Linked DNA regions of Homo sapiens: all the other regions are linked to region 3. The links are chromatin loops, found by intact Hi-C in ENCODE. Cell type or tissue: heart right ventricle. All regions are shown on one strand.

Region 1 (5,000 bases), 290 kb after region 3:
TAGTTGGGGGCAGAGGAACTCAGGAGGCTTTGTGCCCTACAGGAGCCCCATGTCAGGTCCTAGAGCAAGAACATTTGAAAAACCAAGGCCAGGAATCCATTTATCCACTTAGGAGGCTCTATAGGGAGCAGGGTTACAGAGAATGTTGTACACAGAGGAAATAGTCTAGTAAAGGCTTTGAGGTCAGGAATTAAATGAGGTTTGAGGATTTAAAGAGAGGCCCAGTGTGACCAGAGCAAAATGGACCAAGAAGAGAGTAGAAATGAGACAAAGGCTCATCTGCAGAGGCAGGCAGGGCCAGGTCAATGCAGGGCTTCAGGGACTGGCATCAGGAGAGTGGATTTCACTAGATGTGAAATAGAAAAGCATCAGAAGTTGAACGAAGCAGGGAAATTCCAGTGATCCAATTTCCATTTTGAGAACGTTACCCTGCCTGCCATATAAAAAATAGACCCTGGGCTAGGGGTGAGAGAGACACAGGACTCTGGTCAGGGTCTCTGCTCAGAGTCCTGGTGAGACATTCCGGAGCCTGGGTGGTGCATGTGGAGGAGAGAGGTCAGCAGATTCAAGCTCTGTTTTGCAGGTAGAAACAAAAGGACCAGGCTGGGCACTGTTGCTCATGCCTGTAATCCCAGCTCTTTGGGAGGCCAAGGTGGGAGGATTGCTTGAGGCCAGGAATTTAAGACTAGGCTGGGCAGCATCGTAAGACCCTGTCTCTACAAAAACATTAAAAAAAAAAAGAAGAAGAAATGACAGGACTGGGTAAAGAATTGTCCATGGGTGGTGAAGAAGAAGCGAGGTCAGGGATGGTCCTGGGTTTCCAGCTGGGCAGATGGTGGTGCCCTTGCTCAGTTGGGAAGGCCGTGGCGAGCAGGCTGGTGACTTGACGTCTGAAGCTTGCAGTGCTGTGGGATAGCCAAATGACACGCTCAATAGGCTGAGTCAGAAATCTAGAACTCTTAAGAGAGGGTTGCAGCTCTTTGAAGGTCACCAACATAGATTATTTCGGGAAAGGATAAGAGCCCCTCGGGAGCAAACAGAAGAGACTGGCGTCCTAACACAAAGGTCCCGGCAGTAGCAGGTGCCTGTGCAGACTGGTTGGAGGGAGGCCCAAAGGGTGTGGTGTCTGGAAGTCCCATGAAGAGAATGGTCCGGGAAGAAATGAGTTGGAAGAGGAGGACAGAAAGGTGTCCCTGGGGATAGGCACCGTAGAAGTCACTCAGGACCTTGTCTGACTTGAGCACCCTGACCTTCCCTTCCTATCACTGCCTGCATCCAGGCCTGCTTGGGTCTAGGCCTGGCAGGTGCAGAGGCCAAGGCCCGGCCTCTCTGCCTCCAAACAAAGCCTCACCCAGGGCCACTCTTTGAATGGCAACAGGCACTGCCCAGGCAGGCGACAGGCTCCTCTCTGGTGACCTTGTGCTGGATGTGCCCCAAGGCGCTGGGTAGGGCTTTGCAGCCAGCCCCAGGCAGGCCACACATGGATAGAACCGGCAGCCCTCCCTTTTCCCAGGTTCTTGGAATATTCTCATTTTGGGGCTCTGAGTTTTCTGTTGGCCTCAGTGCCTCTCTTTTCTGGCTTTCTATCACAGAGAGAAGCCGCTACCCTTGAAATTTGATGAATGCCTGTTCAGTAGGCCCTGGCATTTCTGTTTCCACGGCCCTTTCGTCCCTCAGAGAAGCCTTAGAGAGCATTTTGCCCACCCCTGATAAAACTTCTCCCATAAGACCAGGTCCCACTTCTGTGCTTCATGTCTTCTGCAAAAGTCTGTTTGCTTTTTGTATGGTTTCTGCAAATACTGAATTTTTGAAAAAGAAAAAAAAACAGGAAATGACCTTTCTAGTATATTTGGAAAACAATTTGGAGCTTGTAATGGAATCTGCCTGAGCAATGAGGACTAATAGCTGCAGACTTGGAACAGACCATGTAGCTCTTGGCAGAGCCTGGGGCCTCTTCAGTTTACAAAGCTGGGGGGAGTATTAGAAACCCACGGGAGAAGTGGCTTCCTGTGGGGAAATGCCCAGAGCAGGCACCTGCAGGCACTGTAACCTCTGACCCCAGGGCCCCAAAAGGCCTGGGGACAGAGTATAAGGGCTTCACCCTTTGTCCTGGGCATTCAAGGTCAATCACATGTCTGGCAATCATCCAGATCCCACAAGATACCAAAACCTCCTGAGGATGAGGAAAAGAAAGAGCTTCATTCTTTAGCACCCTGTAGGGCTCAGGCTGAGCTAGAAGATTCTAGATTGTTTTTAGACTCAAATTGCCTGTTGGCTCTCTGGGTCCCTCTCTATCCAACTTTTCTGTAGATTTCAGCAAAAACCACCTCCTCAGAGAGGCCTTTCCTGATCATACAGCCATTAACTGCATGATCCACATGCAGAGAACCCTCTCCTCTTCTCCCATAGCACATACCATAATCTGTGATAAGATTCATTTACTTGTGCAGTGCCTTTTTCTCTTTACACATTGTAAATATCTTTTTTAGTTTCCAGTATATACCCTATGCCCGGCACAGTGCCTGGCATGTAGAAGTTGCTCAGTACATTGAATGAATAAATGAAATATCAAGACTGGAAGACTTGGAGGCCAGGTGCGGTGGCTCATGCCTGTAATCCCAGCACTTTGGGAGGCCGAGGCAGGTGGATCACTTGAGGTCAGGAGTTCAAGATTAACCTGGCCAACATGGTGAAACCCCATCTCTATTAAAAATACAAAAAAAAAAAAATTAGCCGGGTATGTTGGTTCATGCCTGTAATCCCAGCTACTTGGGAGGCTGAGGCAGGAAAAGCACTTGAACCGGGGAGGTGGAGGTTGCAGTGAGCAGAGATCATGCCACTGCACTCCAACCTGGGCGACAGAGTAAGACTCCATCTCAAAAAAAAAAAAAAAAGACTGGAAGACTTGGAGATCATATTTCAAACTTCATTATTTAGATGGTGGGAAAGGAAGCTGAGAGAGAAGGGGACTCATCAAGGGTCACCCTATTGCGCGGGTATTGAACCAGATCTTCAGCCACTGTTATGATGCAGGGCCGCACATTCTTTGCTCTTCTTTCCCTGTAATCTAGAACATCTTCTATTATTCACTTGTTCATCAGCTATTCATTGAGCTTCAAGTATGTGCAGGGCCTTCTGGACGTAACAGTAAACACACCAGCCAGGGTCACCACTTCTGGGGAATTTATATTCTTACCACACAACACCATAAAGCACCAAAGAAGGAAGTTTTAATCTTCTGTAGCACCGTTAAACAGAGTAAAAACAAAGGAGCTGAATGAAATGTCCAAAGGCAGGTTTTACTAACTCAGCCCCCAAATGAACCATCCTAATCATTTATTAATTGCATTCCACTTACATTCCCCATCACTTACTACACTTTTTGCATCACCATCTTATTGAATCTTCATAACAGCCCCCTGAACTGCAGGGTGTGACTGTTAGCCCCGCTTTGCTGAGGTGAGGGGAGTTGTGCACGGCCCACAGCTGGTAAACAACAAAGCTGGGCTGGACGAGCACCCTAGATGCCTTCTACCCTGCCACCCATTCCCCTCAGAGATTTGTAATGTCATCAGGGACTCCCAAGGGGGCAGTGTGATGTGGGGAAAAGAGCTCTGGACCGGGAGTTAGGACCGCTAGATCAAGAACCCTGGGCAAGTGCCTTGCCCTTTCTGAGCCTCCGTTTCCGCAGCTGTTGATGAGAGGCTTGTCTAGATGAGCTCTGGGATGTCTTTCGGTTAGATTCTACAACAACTTTTCATTAATTGAACAGGTATTTGCCCTGTGATGGTCCTGAATGAATCAAAGCTGTCTCCCTGCTGGAGATAGGTCATGGGCTGTTGGAAGTAAAGGTTTAGAACTCAGGAGAGAAAAGACTGTAGACCCATGTGTTAGGGCATATTAGTAATCATATATTGAGAACATCCTTCCGTGTCAATATACATAAATGGATTGGCCTGATTCTTTTTAATCATTGAAGGTTTCTGAACTGAGCATGAGGATGAGCCAACTGATGTTGGGGAATGTCCCTCTTGAAGTAGAGGACAGAGGGCTTGAGGATGAATTGGGGGTGGGGGTGGTGAGGAATAAGTGAGAAGACTGGGGGCAGAAAAGCCAGTTGGGGAAGGTTGTAGTAGACTGGATAGAGATGATGAAGCGTAACTGAGGCCATGATTACTGCATGGAGAAAATGGGAAGATGGACCTGAAGAGAGAAAATAATTGAACCTGGGTAATTGAGCTTTAAGGTGCAGGATGCCTTCTTAAAGAGAGGAAGAAGTCAGGCATGAGTTACGGGTAATAGGTTTTTGACTTGCATAATTGATTGTGGAGGTGGCTCCTGACTAAGGGAATGAATGAGAGAGAGTCCTGGAGGAGGGAGAGCATAATTTTGTTGATATCCTCCGGGAGGATTCATCTAGATGTCTGCAGCTCAGCAATGAGGGGATCGACATTGAAATGAATGGAAGATGATGTCATGAGAGAGAACGAGACGTGTAGAACAATTAGAGAAACATTAGAAGAGAGTAAAGGATGGAATTAAGGAGATATACAAGTAGTCAAGGTGTTGGACTAGGAGAATGTAAAAGAGCATTCTGAGAAGTTGAAGGCAGTTGCTTTACTGCCTGAGCCTTAGTTTCCTCATTTCTAAAATGAGGATTAGAATCGTGCCTACTCGTTGTGTTTAGGGTTACATGAGAGAATGTGTGGAAGGCACTTACCTTGCATATCAGAAGTAGAACTCATGCAATAATTCATCATTCATTCCGTAAGTAAGAGTCAAGCACCAGCATATGCCAGGCAGCTGGGCCAGCCCTTTGGAGTACACAGAGGAGCAAAAGGGAAGTCTGAGTGCCTGACCTTGTGGGAGAGGAATTGTGAAAGAAAGAAGACTCAATATCATAAAAATGTGATTTCTATCTACATTCAGGTACCAGATATTACTATATATATTTAATGCAGTCCTGATAAATACAAGATAAATTGGGGGACAAGTTAAAT
Region 2 (5,000 bases), 190 kb before region 3:
TCATGTGAGCAGAAAGATGCCCACTTTCTGGTGCCTTTGGAAGCTGGGTTGAGGACTCCTCAGGCAGGAAAGGCAGCCTCTCCCCACAGCCCTGGAAGATTCTGGGGGACCCACTGTGCACAGCCAGAACAGGGGCGGCCACACAGCCCAGGGCAATGAGGGCTGCTGTGCTGGAAGCAAGCATACTCCCTGTCCATCTCCAACCACCCGGCCCGCTGCATCCTATCAGCCCTTCTCCCCTGTCCCATGCTCCCAATCTCTGATCCCAGCCTTCAGGCCAGGAATCCCGGTGTTCTTCAGCACCCTCCCTCCCCACCTCCTTCCACATCCACAGCCCATCAATCACCAACACTGGTCTCTCCGGCTCCCTTTATAACTCTTAGAACCCTCTGCCACTCCTCCTGCACCCCTTCCCATGGGTCTCCCCTGCCTGCAGGCTCACTCCTACAGCTGCTCCTACACACAGCGGCTCAGCGAGCTTGCTTAACCACACACCCGTGGCCTCACCCCTTGCTTCAAATCTTTGCAAGGCTTCCTACTGTGCTCAAAATAAAACCCTAGCTACTTAGTATGGCCTTCGAGGCTCTCCAGACCCTTGCCCAAGGCAGTCTGGATGGGGTATACCAGCAGCTCACGGGGTGAAGGGCAGGCGGAATGACTGTGGCTGGGAGGCTATTGCTTCTAGGCCAGTGCCTCTCCTAATGCAGTCCGTGACCCCCACCCAGTATCTTCATCACCCGGAAGCTCAGATATACAAATTCTCGGGCTCTGCCCAGACCGACTCATCGGAATTTGAAGGGAACGAGCCTAGGAATCTGTGTTTTATATTCCAGATTCTGACTTAAGTTTGAGAAGCACGTGTTCGGCGGAGAGAAAAGCCAGCTCCATCTTGAAGTTGTTCCCAGACTGCTCAACCCCCTAGGAGCCTTGGATGTTTTCCTTTTAGCACCAGGGTCCCTCCCTGAATCAAGGCCCTGCTGGGGAAATGCAGGAAGCATTCCTGCTCTGCTGACCACTCACCATCTCTGGATCCATGCCTCTGGGTGAGGGTCTGGAGGATGGCTCTGACCCTGCTTGGGGGAAGGGAGCAGTCACTGGGGCCGGGGGAGGAACAGGGAGACTCTTCTTGATTTCGTTCGGATTAACTTTCGTCAGCAGGGTTAAAAATAAGGCTGGTGTTTCTGGGATAGGAGCAGGGCTCTCACCCAATAGAGCAACTTCTAAAAGCACCTGCCCCCACCCTGGCCTCCTTTCCCCATCTCTCCTCCCAGGCCCATAACTGCTTGGTTGTTTCCCAGTTGTCTCCACTAGGCATTGGTGGCTTTATGGGGCCAAAGGGGGACCCTCACCGGACTTGCCCTGACTCTAGGCCTTTGCTTAGGCTGTTCCCCGACCTGGAAGGCTCTCTCCCCTCCTGCCGCGATCCTGGCCTTAAAGAGTCAGTTTAAGACCCACCTGTATGTATTGGTTCATTCATTTAATACAACTTTATGGAGTGCCTACTATGTGCTAGGCACTTTTCTGGGCACTGAAGACATAGAGGCAAACTGAACATCCAAAAATCCCTTGTATGGTCAGGCACAGTGGCTCACACCTGTAATCCCAGCACTTTGGAAGGCTGAGGCAGGAGGATCACTTGAGGCCAGGAGTTTGAGACCAGCCTGGGCAACACAGCAAGATCCCAACTCTATCTTAAAAAAAAAAGTAAAAAAGAAAGAAAGGAAACAAAAATCCCTTGCAGAGGTTACATTCCAGGGCACGGGTCAGCAGATGACAGTGGTAGGCTAAACCCAGCCTGCTGCCAGCTTTTGTACCACCCATGAATGGTTTTTATATATTTGAATGGTTAGAAAAAAAAAAAAGTAAGGCCAGGCATGGTGGCTCACGCATGTAATCCCAGCACTATGGGATGCTGAGGCGGGTGGATCACTTGAGACTAGGAGATCAAGACCAGCCTGGCCAACATGCCGAAACCCTGTCTCTACCAAAAAATACAAAAATCAGCTGGGCACGGTGGTGCGCACCTGTAGTCCCAGCTACTTAGAAGGCTGAGGCAGAGAATCACTTGAATCTGGGAGGCAGAGGTTGCAGTGAGCCAAGATTGCACCACTGTACTCCAACTCCAGCCTGGGTGACAGAGTGAGACTCTGGCTCAAAAAAAAAAAAAAAAAAGTAACATTTTGTGACACATGAAAATTATATGAAATCCAGATATCTGTGTCCCTGTAAACAAAATTTTGTTGAAACACAACTATGCTCATTCATATTGTCTAGAGTAGTTGTCATAGAGACCATATGACCTACAAACACCACAATATTTACCATCTAGTCCTTTACAAAAGTCTGCCGACCCCTGTACTAATGTATTCACTCAATGAATGTCTCCTCTACTATTATTATGAATAATATTAATCTTGGTTATTTGTTGAGCACTGTGTGACCAGCCTTACGCCATGGCCTCCTGTGTAAACACATATGGCCTCAGAGAGCTGGAGGCACGTTCTCAAGGTCACACACTAGAAAGTGAACCTGCCCAAGCTCTTACCCATGACACCAAGCTGCTGCCTTCCTGGTACCACTTCTGAGCCAGGTCCGTCATGTGCTGGGGCCAAGGATGGAAATGAATAGGACCCAGCAGCCGCCTGGGGAGCTCGCAGCCCAATGCAGCCCTGCCAGGTCAATCAGGCAACATTTCTGGAAGTCCATGGATGAGCAGGGGCTCAGAGCAAAGTCTATAAACCACATGGTGGAGTGGCAAAGAGGCGGTAACTCTGGCCAGATTGCCCGGGTGCAGACCCTGGCTCTGCTCCTCATCACCTTAAGCCCAGTCTCCTCATCTGTAAAATGGGAATAATAAGGGCACGCGTCTCCAAGGAATGATGTGAGGAGTAAATTAGTTACAGTCACGTGGCTCAGAACACAGGAAGTGCTACCTAAGGGCTTGTTACATAAAATGAGAAGTGCAGTTTTAGCCTGGGCAACACAGTGAGACCCCGTCTCTACAAAAAATAAAAATAAAAACATTAGCCAGGCATGGTGGCTAATGGACCCCGCTACTTGGAAGGCTGAGGTGGGAGGATTGCTTGAGCCCAGGAGGTCAAGGCTGCAGTGAGCTATGATTATGCCACTGCACTTCAGCCTGAGTGACAAAGCAAGACCCTATATCAGAAGAAAAAGAGAGAGGGAGGGAGGGAGGGAGGGAGGGAGGGAGGAAGGAAGGAAGGAAGGAAGGGAGGAAGGAAGGAAGAAGGGGGGGAGGGGGCACAGTGTTTTGAAGGGGACTGAAACAGAAATCCTGAATGTCCTAAATGCCACTGAATTGTTCACTTTAGTATAATAATAATTTTAAAAATCCTTCAGCCCAGGAATCCCATGGTAGGTTTGGATGATGGGGGCAGATAATCAGGGTCCCTGGCTCAGGCCACTGCCAGCCTCTCTGGAGGATGCTCAGGTGATTACAGGGAAAATGCTGCCCAGCGTCTTCCTGAGGTGGGGATGCTTCCGATGTCACTGCCCTACCCTCTCCCAAAATAGCCCCTCATCCCCAGCTCTGGCTGGTCATGACCATCTACCCCAGAACAACCATGGTCAGGCTAATCTAGAGGAAGGACCACAGCTGGGTGTCCAGTCACTGGCCCAGAGAACTCCCTAGGAGAAAGCCCCCTCCGCCCCCAAGGATGCAGGTGCAGTCAGGGAGCCCTGACCCATGGGACCTTCCTCTCCCCACCCAGGACTCCATTCATTCTCATTCGGCAAATGTGTGCTGAGCCCCTGCTATGTGGAGCCCAGAACTGGGTGCTAGAGACATGGACAGTGGTCAATGAGGCAGGCAGTGCCCTCCTGGGAAGCCCCTCACAAGACAGGTTAAGGGCACAAACTCAAGCCCAATTTGTAGCACCATCATCTAGATATCTGACCTTTGCTCTCTGGCCTCAGTTTCTTCAACTCTGAAATGGGGGATAATCTCACAAAATTACTGGGAGTCTGAAATGAGATAGCACAAATGTGCTTAGCATGAACTGAGCACGTAACAAATATTAGCTATCATTATTGTTTCTGTTACTATTATAACAATGCTGACCAGCATTCACTTCCAAAATTCTATCATTTGCCAACATATGGATGTGTCATCTAAACATCATTTCAGGGTTCACCCACATTGTAGCATGCATCAGTACTTCATTCCTTTTTATTGCTAACTAATATTCCATTGTGTGGATAAACCATATTTTGTTTACCTGTTCAATAGTTGATGGACATTAGGGTGCTTTCCACTTTTTGGTTACTATGAATAATGCTGCTATGGACATCTGTGTACAGGTTTTTGGGTGGACATGTTTTTATTCCTCTTGAGTATATACCTAGGAGCAGAATTGCTGGGTCCTGTGGTAACTCTATGTTTAACTTTTTGAGGATCTGCCAAACTGGTCTTGAGATGGCTGTACCATATTATCATATTATGTTCCATTGGTAATACACGAGAGTTCCAGTTTCTCCACATCCTCCCTAATACTTGATATCATCCTTCTTTTTTTTTTTTTTTGGAAACGGAGTCTCGCTCTGTCGCCCAGGCTGGAGTGCAGTGGCGCAATCTCAGCTCACTGCAACCTCTGCCTCCCGGGTACAAGTGATTCTCCTGCCTCAGCCTCCCGAGTACCTGGGATTACAGGCACCCGACACCATGCCTGGCTGATTTTTTTTTGTATTTTTTAGTAGAGACGGGGTTTCATCATGTTAGCCAGGATGGTCTCATCTCCTGACCTCGTGATCCACCCGCCTCAGCCTCCCAAAGTGCTGGGATTACAGGCGTGAGCCACCGCGCCCGGCCCATCCTTCGTTTTGATTGTTGCCATACTAGAGGTTTGGGAAGTGCCATGTCATTGTGGTTTTGATTTGCATTTCCCTGATGGCTAATGGATGTTGAGCATCTATGTGCTTCACGGCTGCTTGTATATCTTCTTAGGATAAATGTCTATCCAGATCCGTTGCCAGATTTTAAT
Region 3 (5,000 bases):
TTTTATTTTTATTTTTCTGAGACAGGATCTCACTCTGTCCCCCAGGCTTGCGTGCAGTGGCACAATCACACCTCACTGCAGCCTCAAACTCCTGGGCTCAAGCAATCCTCCTGCCTCAGCCTCACAAATAGCTGGGATTACAGGTGTGTACCAATGTGCCTGGCTAATTTTTTTTAATTATTATTTTTGTGGAGATGGGGCCTTGCTATGTTGCCCCCACTGGTCTTGAACTCCAGGCCTCAAGCAATTATCCTGCCTCAGCCTCCCAAAGTGCTGGGATTATAGATATGAGCCATGCACCTGGCCTGGTTCTTTCCTAATGGCAGAAACAGTCTTACAACAATGAGCTTTACTTTAAGCCAAAGACACGGGTTCAACTCTTGACTCTGACTTAACTTATTATACCTCCTACCTCTCCAGCCCTCAGTTTCTTCAGCTATTAAACAGAGCTGGGGGGACCAAATGATTTTTTTTTTTTTGAGACAGAGTTTTCACTCTTATTACCCAGGAGTGCAGTGGCACGATCTCGGCTCACTGCAACCTCCGCCTCCCGGGTTCAAGCAATTCTCCTGCCTCAGCCTCCGGAGTAGCTGGGATTACAGGCACCTACCACCACACTCGGCTAATTTTTGTATTTTTATTTTTATTTATTTATTTATTTTGAGACAAAGTCTCACTCTGCCATCCAGGCTGGAATGCAGTGGCATGATCTCAGCTCACTGCAACCTCCGCCTCCCAGGTTCAAGTGATTCTCTTGCCTCAGCCTCCTCAGTAGTTGGAATTACAGGCACGCACCACCACGCCAGGCTAATTTTTGTATTTTTAGTAGAGATGGGGTTTCACCACGTTGGCCAGGCTGGTCTTGAACTCCTGACCTCAAGTGATCCACCTGCCTTGGCCTCCCAAAGTGCCTGGATTACAGGTGTGAGCCACTGCGCCCAGCCTGGTTCTTTCCTAACGGCAGAAACAGTCTTGCAACAAGGTCTTACTTTAAGCCAAAAGACCGGGGTTCAAATCTTCACTCTTACGGGTTCAAATCTTCACTCTTACTTAACTTACTATACCTCCTACCTTTCCAGGCCTCAGTTTCTTCAGCTATCAAACAGAGCTGAGAGGACCAAATGATTTTTAAGGTCCCTTCTATATCCCAGGATTCACTAGTTCCCTCTCATTAATCAGCACAGAGGCTTGGAACAAAACTCCAGGATCCATGACTACCTTCAAACAACAGGGGTGTGTTGTCAGCCAGGCCACTTGGCTCCCAGCTCACCTAGGCCAGAGGAAGCAGCAGCTGCCTTGTCCGCCTCCCCAGCGTTCACGAAAGGTGGCTGACCTAAACCCAGGACAGAGACTTGGGGCCACTACCACTCTCATGATCTATTCTTAGCCCAGCCTCTCAGGGTGGGTGAGGAAGGAAGGTGGACCAAGGACAGAAGGACTTTTTTCTAGGTTCCAATGGATTCTCAGGCACCACCCCCAGGCCTGTCACTAAAATCTTCACTGGGACTGATAAGGAAGATCTTGCCAGAGCCAAGACCCGTCAGGCATTTGAGGAAGCTGCCTGTGAAAGGAACCAGGGTTTTAAGCAGATAACCAAAGTTGGGCTGACTTTCAGGACACGCCAGAGACACTTATTCTGGAAAACACTTAGGCTCACATCAAGGGAGCAGTTTTATCTTTCAGAGTTTCCCTTTATGACCGCAACAGAGTTTTTGTGCAATAAACTTACTAACCGGGAGTTTTGAAAAAAGCAAGTAAGCAAGCAAAGGAGTGGATGGGTGGAGTTAAGGAGATGTCTCAAAGCGCCCAGCTGGGATTGCTTTTCTGGGCCACTGCCATGCATTCTGAGTGGCTGAGATGATCCAAGGAGATCCAGGGGAAAGGGCACAGACTAGGGGGTTCCAGCCCTCTGTGAGTATCTCACAGGCGGGGGCTCTGCCTGTCACAGGCTGGGGCGAGGCTCTTCCACAGGTCGTAAAGGGATTCTGTCACGCGCTGGAGGGATCTGATCTGACGCAGGGTGGGGTCTGCGCGGGGTCTGCCACAGGCAGGCAGGACAGAGGTGAGATGGCATCTCCCAAACAGGGCAGGGGTCAGCTCCTAACTCCAAGGGGAGGCGGGGGAGTGGTGACAGGGGCTGGTTCATCCCCACCCCATTCCACACCCCTACATATACAGAGACACACACGACCCCGCTTGTCACCACCTGCCCAGTCAAGCTCATGCTGCCCAAAGTGGGTCTGCAAACACTAACTGCTAGTGACACCAGCTACCCCGGGGCCTCCCAGGCGTGACACGCGTGCAGATGCTGCTGTCACGGCTAGGAGGAGGACCTCCCCTCCAATGACTCGTCCACCACGGCAGCTAGCACCGGCTTCTCTGGGCGAGGCGACAGCGGGCCGGCTCGGGCGGGGACAGCGGAGGACCGGGGTGCACTCACACGTTGAGGACGTTGCGCTTGTTGCTGAGGTAGCTCTCGGGCAACGGGGACAACTCCTTGAGGAGGGAGCCCGCCAGCATGGAGGCCACCAGGGCCCAGGGCAGGTAGCGCCGCACGGCCGCCCGCACCAGCGTCCCCCGCAACAACCACTCGCAGCGCTCCAGATGCTCCATGCCGGATCTCGTCAGCCACCGTCCTCCTCTCCGTGCCCTCTCGGCCACCGTATCGCCCTTCGCCCGGACCTGCGCCTCCACCTCCCTTCGAGCGCATGCGCACTGCCCGCGAGTCCCACAGCTTGAGGCGTGCTTGGGCTCCGGAGCCCGCGCGCTCCCCCTCGTGGCCGCTGCTGCCTCTGGCGCGTGACGGTCCCCGAACTCGCTCGTCTCCTCTGCGCTCTCCTGGCCGCCTCCTCTCCCCGAGCCTCCGCGTCTTGCTCTGGTCTGGGAAAAAGCGCTTGTGAAAGTATTTGCTGGAGGCTGGAAGAGGATAAATGTAGCCCTGGAGAATTGGAGCAGTAGTCACAGCATCATTTGATCTTTCTTGGAGCCTCGGAGACACCTCTGCCATCTGAGTCTTAGTTTTCTCATCTGTAAAATGCGAGAGACAAGAGGAGATCAACCTTTCCCAAAAGCTAGTTTATGAGCTCAGGGGTTCATTACGTTGGCACACGTAGAGGGACATGAGATGAAGTTTCCTTAGGAATAATTATTGTATTTATTTATTTATTAGTTAGTTGGGGGGGGGTCCCTCTCTGTCGCCCAGGCTGGAGTGCAATGGCACCGTCGCAGCTCACCGCAACCTCAAATTTCTGGTCTCAAGCAATACTCCCACCTCAGCCTCCCGAGTAGCTGGGACCACAGGCGGGCACCACCACACCTGGCTAATTTTTTTTATTTTTATTTCTGTAGAGACAGGGTTTTGCTTCGTTGTCGAGGCTGGTCTCAAACTCCTGGGCTCAAGCGATCCTCCTGCCTCGGCTTCCTAAAATGCTGCAATTACAAGTGTGAGCCACCACGCTCTGCAGTTATTAAATTAATTAATTAATATAATTAATTTATTTAGAGACATAGTCTCGCTCTGTTGCCCAGGCTGGAATGCAGTGGCGCGATCTCAGCTCACTGCAGGCCTCTGCCTCCCAGGTTCAAGCGATTCTCCTGCCTCAGCCTCCCGAGTAGCTGGGATTACAGGCACGCACCACCACACCCAGCTAATTTTTGTATTTTTAGTAGAGATGGGGTTTCACCATGTCGGCCAGGCTGACCAACTCCTGTCCTCAAGTGATCTGACCTCTCCAAATCTTAACCTCAAGTGATCTGCCAGCCTTCACCTCCCAAAGTGCTGAGATTACAGGAGTGAGCCATCTCACCTGGTGCAATTATTACATTTAAAGTTTAAATTTCTAAATTTATTTTCACCTGGGCAACACAGTGAGACTCAGTATCTATAAGAAATAATTTTAAAAACTAGCTGACTTGGTGGCTCAGGCCTGTGGTCCCAGCTACTCAGGAGGCTGAGGTGGGAGGATTGCTTGAGCCCAGGAATTTGAGGTTGCAGTGAGCTGTGATGGTCCCATTGCACTCCAGCCTGGGCCACGGAGCGAGACCGTCTTAAAAAGCACACAAAGAAACACAAAACAGCTATCTATGCCTGTTGGATGAAAATGCTGGATGCTGGGGGTTAATGGGGAGATCACATGAAGTTGTTGGAGACTCAGTTGCTCAGTTTATCACAAAACTAACCCCTCACCCCTGGTTAGGGCTGGGTGTCTATTTCAGTTCCCAACCTTGGACTCATTCCCTTACCCCAATGTTAGTTTCCTGTGGCAGCTCTAATAAATTACTATAAACTCAGTTTATTTTTATTCCTTTTTTTTTCTTTAGTTTTAAATAGAGATGGGGTCTCACTATGTTGCCCAGGTTGATCTCGAACGCCTGGGCTCCAGTGATCCTCCTGCCTCGGCCTCCCAAAGTGCTAGGATTACAGGTGCGAGCCACCGTGCCCAACCCTAAACTTGTTTTAAACAACAGAAGTTTATTCCAAAAGCCACAAACCCAGCCAATACACACATATATAGTCATATCAAGAGATGGGCATTTTAGGCCAGACGTGGTGGCTCACGCCTGTAATCCCAGCACTTTGGGAGGCCAAGCTATTTTGATCTTGGCTCACTGTAACCTCTGCCTCCCGGGTTCAAGGTAGTCTCCTGCCTCACCCTCCCAAGCAGCTGGGACTACAGGCACATGCCACCACACCTGGCTAATTTTTTTGTATTTTTAGACAGGGTTTCGCCATGTTGACCAGGCTGGTCTCCAACTCCTAGCCTCAAGTGATCTTCCTGCCTCTGCCTCTCAAAGTGCTGGGATTACAGGCGTGAGCCACCACACCCGGCCCAAAGAAAAATTTCTATCGAAATATTCATCATCACTAGCTGCCCAAAATAATTTTGTGTCTCTATACCAAGGACAGCTACCACACTGGGAAATGTTAGCCTGATTTATGCCTACAATGGACTAATGTTTATAGTCTCATGCAGAGAATCAACAAATTAATGAAAATAATA
Region 4 (5,000 bases), 73 kb after region 3:
CCTGACCTCAAGTGATCCACCCACCTCAGCCTCCCAAAGTGCTGGGATTACAGGCCTGAGCCACCGCACCCGGCAGGAAAGTACTTTGAATTGAGTAAATAACGCAACTATATGCTGGGCAGCTACCTGCCAGGTTTATAAGGTTTAACACATTTACTCCACAAAGCAATCTATGAAAAGGTCCTATCATTGATTCCTATTTTATAGATGAAGCAAATAAGGCTTGAAGAGCTTATGATTTTAGCAAGGTCCAACAGCTATGTAAATGGCACCACTGATATTTCAAAGGCAATGGCCCTGACCACTCTGCTACACCACCTTTCTCTCCTCTTCTCCAATACCCAGCCCAAAACTCTTTTGGATCTTTGATTATTCTTCAAGGGGCATAGCTTTCTTTCTTTCTTTCTTTCTTTTTTTTTTTTGAGACGAACTCTCGCTCTGCTGCCGGGCTAGAGTGCGGTGGCGAGATCTCGGCTCACTGCACCCTCCGCCTCCCAGGTTCAAGCAATTCTCCTGCCTCAGCCTCCCAAGTAGCTGGGACTACAGGTGCGTACCACTACGCAAGGCTAATTTTTGTATTTTTAGTAGAGATGGAGTTTCACCATGTTGGCCAACATGATCTCGATCTCTTGACCTCGTGATCCGCCCGCCTTGGCCTCCCAAAGCGCCAGGATTACAGGCATGAGCCATGCCGCTGCACTCGGCCTAAGGGGCATAGCTTTCTCATCCTCTGCCATCCTAGGAAAATTTTAAGTATTCATATTAAAATGAAAACTAAACACAATTGTCCATATATGCTCCTTAGGAGTAGAATGCCAAGGACCTCTTAGCTCCTCTGACCTGGGAACTACATTCTCTCTAATGATACATACGACTGGGTTAGAGGTTTGGGCAGCTGCCACCAAGTAAAACCTCTAGAATTTTGCTATGTCACTTTCTGCTAAGGTAGCTTTTCCCATCTACACTAAATAAATAAATCATCCAGGTGATTTATTTTTAACCAATGCAGAGGATTTTTTACTTATCTCCATGGAGTTCAAACATTTCTCCAGGCTGGGTGGGGTGACTCACGTCTGTAATCCCAACACTTTGAAGACTAAGAAGGGGCAGATTGCTTGAACCCAAGAGTTCCAGACCAGCCTGGGCAACATGGTGAAATCCCATATCTACAAAATATAGAAAAATTAGCCAGGGGTGGTGGTCCACACATGTAGTCCCAGCTACTCTGGAGGCTGAGGTAGGAGGATCATCTGAGCCTGGAGACTTGGAGGCTGCAGTGAGCTGTGATGGCGCCACTGCACTCCAGCCTGAGTGACAGAGACCCTGTCTCAAAAAAAACAAACAATAATTCACCAAATCTATTTGGATCTGGATCCTGCCATCATTTTATAGGTAATGCCTCCATAGCACTCACTAAGTGCCAGGCACACTTCTAAGCCCTTTTTATACATTAACACAAATAATCCCCACCACGACCTAATGCCATACACATCATTATGGTCACTATTTTGCAAATAAGAAAACAGTCACAGAGCAGTTCAGTAACTTGTCCAGGGTCACACAGCTAGTCCATGACTGAACCAGAATTTAAGCCCAGGATGTCAAGTTCCAGAATTGGTACACTCAGCCTCAATACTGTGCTGCCTTCAAATATTCTGACAATCTTAGACAGCTTTGGGGATCCAAAAGATTGAGAAGTACTCTTGGGGACCTCTTTTTTTTTTTTTTTTTTAAATACGGAGTCTCAACTCTCTCCCCCAGGCTGGAGTGCAGTGGTACAATCTCAGCTCACTGCAACCTCCGCCTCCTGGGTTCAAGTGATTCTCCTGCCTCAGCCTCCCAAGAGGCTGGGATATTACAGGCACATGCCATCATGCCCAGCTAATTTTTGCATTTTAAGTAGAGACAGGATATCACCATGTTGGCTAGGGTGGTCTTGAACTCCTGACCTCAAGTGATCTGCCCACCTCAGCCCCCCAAACTGCTGGGATTACAGGCATGAGCCACCGCACCTGGCTCCCATTTTTTTTTTAAGACGGAGTTTCACTCTTGTTGCCCAGGCTGGAGTGCAATGGAGCGATCTCGGCTCACTGCAACCTCCGCCTCCCAGGTTCAAGCAATTCTCCTGTCTCAGCCTCCTGAGTAGCTGGGATTACAGGCACATGCCACCACACCCGGCTAATTTTTGTATTTTTAGTAGAGATGGGGTTTCCTCATATTGGTCAGGCTGGTCTCGAACTCCTGACCTCAGGTGATCTTCCCACCTCGGCCTCCCAAATTCCTGGGATTACAGGTGTGAGCCATCACGCCTGGCCCCTGGCTCCTTTTTTTTTTTTTTTTTTTTTTTTTTAAATAAAGACCAAAGGTCCAGAGGCTTTGAAAGGCAAATAGTATTAAGTCAGGATTTGATATCAGGATTTCTTTCATTCTGTTTATTTTCTCATTGCTTTCTACTTATGATACTGTTTCATTTGGTAGTAATAATATTTCTTTCTAAAATAAATTGAAGTAAAAAGAAGTGAGTTGATGTAAGAAAAATGTTACAGATATGAAAAAATCATAATGGTCATTAAAAAATTAGTGAAACTTTGGAAAGACTGTGTTCAGTCAAGTGAAGTGAAGTTAGCTTGCAACCACAAAAAAACCCCTAAGTCTCAATGGTTTGAACAGCAAAGTTAATTGCTCACCTATAGTACACGCCCAGCATGGGTCGGCAGGGGGCGCTCCGCGTTGTGGAACGATTCATATCTATACTTGCTTCCCCAACAAGGGCAGCACTGGCCTTTAAAGCTTCTGCCCAGGTGTGACACAGGTTGTTTCTGCTCACATCTCGTTACCTGAAACAAGTAACATGGTCACATCTCATTTCAAAGGAAGCAAGAAAATGTAATCCCCATCATGTGCCGGAAAGGAGAGAAATAGAATAGTTGAGAACAGCCCTCAGAGAGACTATAAGTAAGGGGGCATAAAAGATGGGTCTAGAGAGATAGGCTGAGTCATGACTCACTGAATTTGTCTGACGTAGATCATGATGGCCCATCCCACCAAGTGGCCAACATTTGTTCCCAGAAAAGGGAGTGTGATGATCCCCCAGAAAGAACACAGTCTGACAACATTATTCTGATGAGCAGACACACCTCTCAGGCTGCCACTCAGGAGTCCTTTTGGGTGGGGAGGTGGGGATGCTGATATTTCCTAAGTGGTTTCAGCTGAACTCTGTGATCTTTTTTTTTTTTTTTTTTTTTTTTTTTTGCCTATTCCCTGAAGGGAGATGAGGCAATTTGGGCTTTGGCTGAGCTAGGGTTTGGTTCTGTCACCACTTGCTATCTAGGGAAGGGTAATAATTGGAAAGGAGAGGAATTCAAGGAGAGGGTCCAGGTGGGTAGGGAGCCTCACACAGGGTTTGGTGATCAGGTGATTGAGAGGCCTCCTTGAGGAGTTTTCAAAGTGCGGTCTGAGGGCACCTGGTATCAGAAGTGCCCAGAAGCTCATTAAACACTTGGGCCAGGTGCTCCATGGCTCCTGCCTTTAATCCCAGCACTTTGGGAGGCTGATTTGCTTGAGGCTGGGGTTCAAGACAAGCCTGGACAACATAGCAAGACACCTCCCCCCGTCTCTATTTTTTAATTAATTAATTTGTTTGTTTATTAATTTATGGACTCTCACTCTGTCGCCCAGGCTGGAGTGTAGTGGCCTGATCTCTTCTCACTGCAACCTCCGCCTCCCAGGTTCAAGCAATTCTCCTGCCCCAGCCTCCCAAGTAGCTGAAATTACAGGCATGCACCACCACACCCAGCTAGTTTTTGTACTTTTAGTAGAGACAAGGTTTCACCATGTTGGCCAGGCTGGTCTTGAATTCTTAGTCTCCAGTGATCCACCTGCCTTGGCCTCCCAAAGTGTTGGGATTACAGGCATGAGCCACCATGCCCCACCTCTATTTATTAAATATTTTCTTTTTTTTAATCTGATGACTAGGCCCACTGTTGGTCCTGGCACCTGGAGGTAGGACCCCAGGCATCTGATTTTTTTTGTTGTTTTTTTTAAGGCAGGGTCTCGCTCTGGCGCCCAGGCTGGAGTGCAGTGGCACGATCTTCACTCACTGGAACCTCCACCTCCCAGGTTCAAGCGATTCTCCTGCTTCAGCCTCCCGAGTAGCTGGGATTACAGGCATGCACCATCACGCCTGGCTAATTTTTTTTTTAATAGAGACAGGGTTTCACCATGTTGGCCAGGCTGGTCTTGAACTCCTGAACTCAGGTGATCCACCCACCTCCCAAAGTGCTGGGATTACAGGCGTGAGCCACCGTGCCCAGCCACCATCTGATTTTTTTTTTTTTTTTTTTTTTTTTGAGACAGAGTTTTGCTCTTGTTAACCAGGCTGGAGTGCAATGGCACGATCCCGGCTCACCACAACCTCTGCCTCATGGGTTTAAGTGATTTTCCTGTCTCAGCCTCCCAAGTAGCTGGGATTACAGGCATGTGCTACCACGCTCGGCTAATTTTGTATTTTTAGTAGAGACGAGGTCTCACCATGTTTGGCAGGCTGGTCTCGAACTCCTGAACTCAAGTGGTCCACCTGCCTCAGCCTCCCGAAGTGCTGGGATTACAGGTGTAAGCCACCTCGCCCAGCTGCCATCTGAATTTTTAATAATGGCCCCAGATGATTCTTATGGACACCAAGATTTGAGAAGCATTGAATGACTGAGAGAAAATTTCTTGTAAGGGTAGAAGCCCAGCACAGTGGTTCTCAGTGGAGATAATTTCAACCCCCAAGGGACATTTATAAATGTCTGGAGATAGTTTTGATTATCACACCTTGAGGGTAGGGAAAAGTGCTGCTGACATCTAGTGGCTAGAGGCCAGACATGCTGCCAGGGACAATGTACAGGACAGTCCCCACGACAAAGAATTCTCTAGCCCAAATGTCATTAGTGCTTAGGTCAAGAAACCCTGGTTAGCCATTAAGAGTTTGAACCTTTCTAAATGTTGGAGCACATACG

What was found. Hi-C counts contacts between places; a loop is a spot of excess contacts. Peaks named below come from ENCODE experiments on the same cell type or tissue, not always from the same donor. Only the 100,000 strongest peaks of a DNase experiment are listed, where the experiment ranks them.
Region 1: it touches region 3 in a loop (6-fold over the local background); 15 of 110 quality-filtered maps call a loop at or near these places.
Region 2: a loop joins it to region 3, with 2.6 times the contacts of the local background. A loop is called at or near these places in 39 of 110 quality-filtered maps.
Region 4: it touches region 3 in a loop (4-fold over the local background); 26 of 110 quality-filtered maps call a loop at or near these places.

Annotation. Positions count from the first base shown.
Region 1 is chr20:44,599,963-44,604,962 of GRCh38, forward strand. All of the region lies in intron 2 of PKIG (cAMP-dependent protein kinase inhibitor gamma), which reads left to right. Among named protein-coding and RNA genes, the nearest start is that of PKIG, 20 kb to the left of the region's middle. RefSeq lists an enhancer at 876-1,377. In heart right ventricle, no CTCF peak of the experiment used is centred here; DNase peaks (open chromatin) are centred at 1,146 and 2,019; H3K4me3 peaks cover 2,310 bases; H3K27ac peaks cover 5,000 bases.
Region 2 is chr20:44,122,960-44,127,959 of GRCh38, forward strand. All of the region lies in intron 2 of JPH2 (junctophilin 2), which reads right to left. Among named protein-coding and RNA genes, the nearest start is that of JPH2, 62 kb to the right of the region's middle. In heart right ventricle, no CTCF peak of the experiment used is centred here; no DNase peak of the experiment used is centred here; H3K27ac peaks cover 3,352 bases.
Region 3 is chr20:44,308,536-44,313,535 of GRCh38, forward strand. FITM2 (fat storage inducing transmembrane protein 2) reads right to left here and starts at 2,667. Exons shown (of 2, transcript NM_001080472.4): 1 at 2,441-2,667. The coding sequence starts at 2,613. RefSeq lists enhancers at 1,514-2,243, 2,190-2,279, 2,244-2,973, 2,570-2,719. In heart right ventricle, CTCF peaks have their summits at 2,772 (motif pointing left) and 2,977; DNase peaks (open chromatin) are centred at 1,375 and 2,716; H3K4me3 peaks cover 3,223 bases; H3K27ac peaks cover 3,109 bases.
Region 4 is chr20:44,381,836-44,386,835 of GRCh38, forward strand. The region is part of intron 1 of HNF4A (hepatocyte nuclear factor 4 alpha); the gene reads left to right. HNF4A-AS1 (HNF4A antisense RNA 1) reads right to left here. Exons shown (of 3, transcript NR_172878.1): 2 at 2,688-2,837. Among named protein-coding and RNA genes, the nearest start is that of HNF4A-AS1, 11 kb to the right of the region's middle. In heart right ventricle, CTCF peaks have their summits at 2,719 (motif pointing right), 2,930 and 4,857 (motif pointing left); a DNase peak (open chromatin) is centred at 2,726; H3K27me3 peaks cover 259 bases.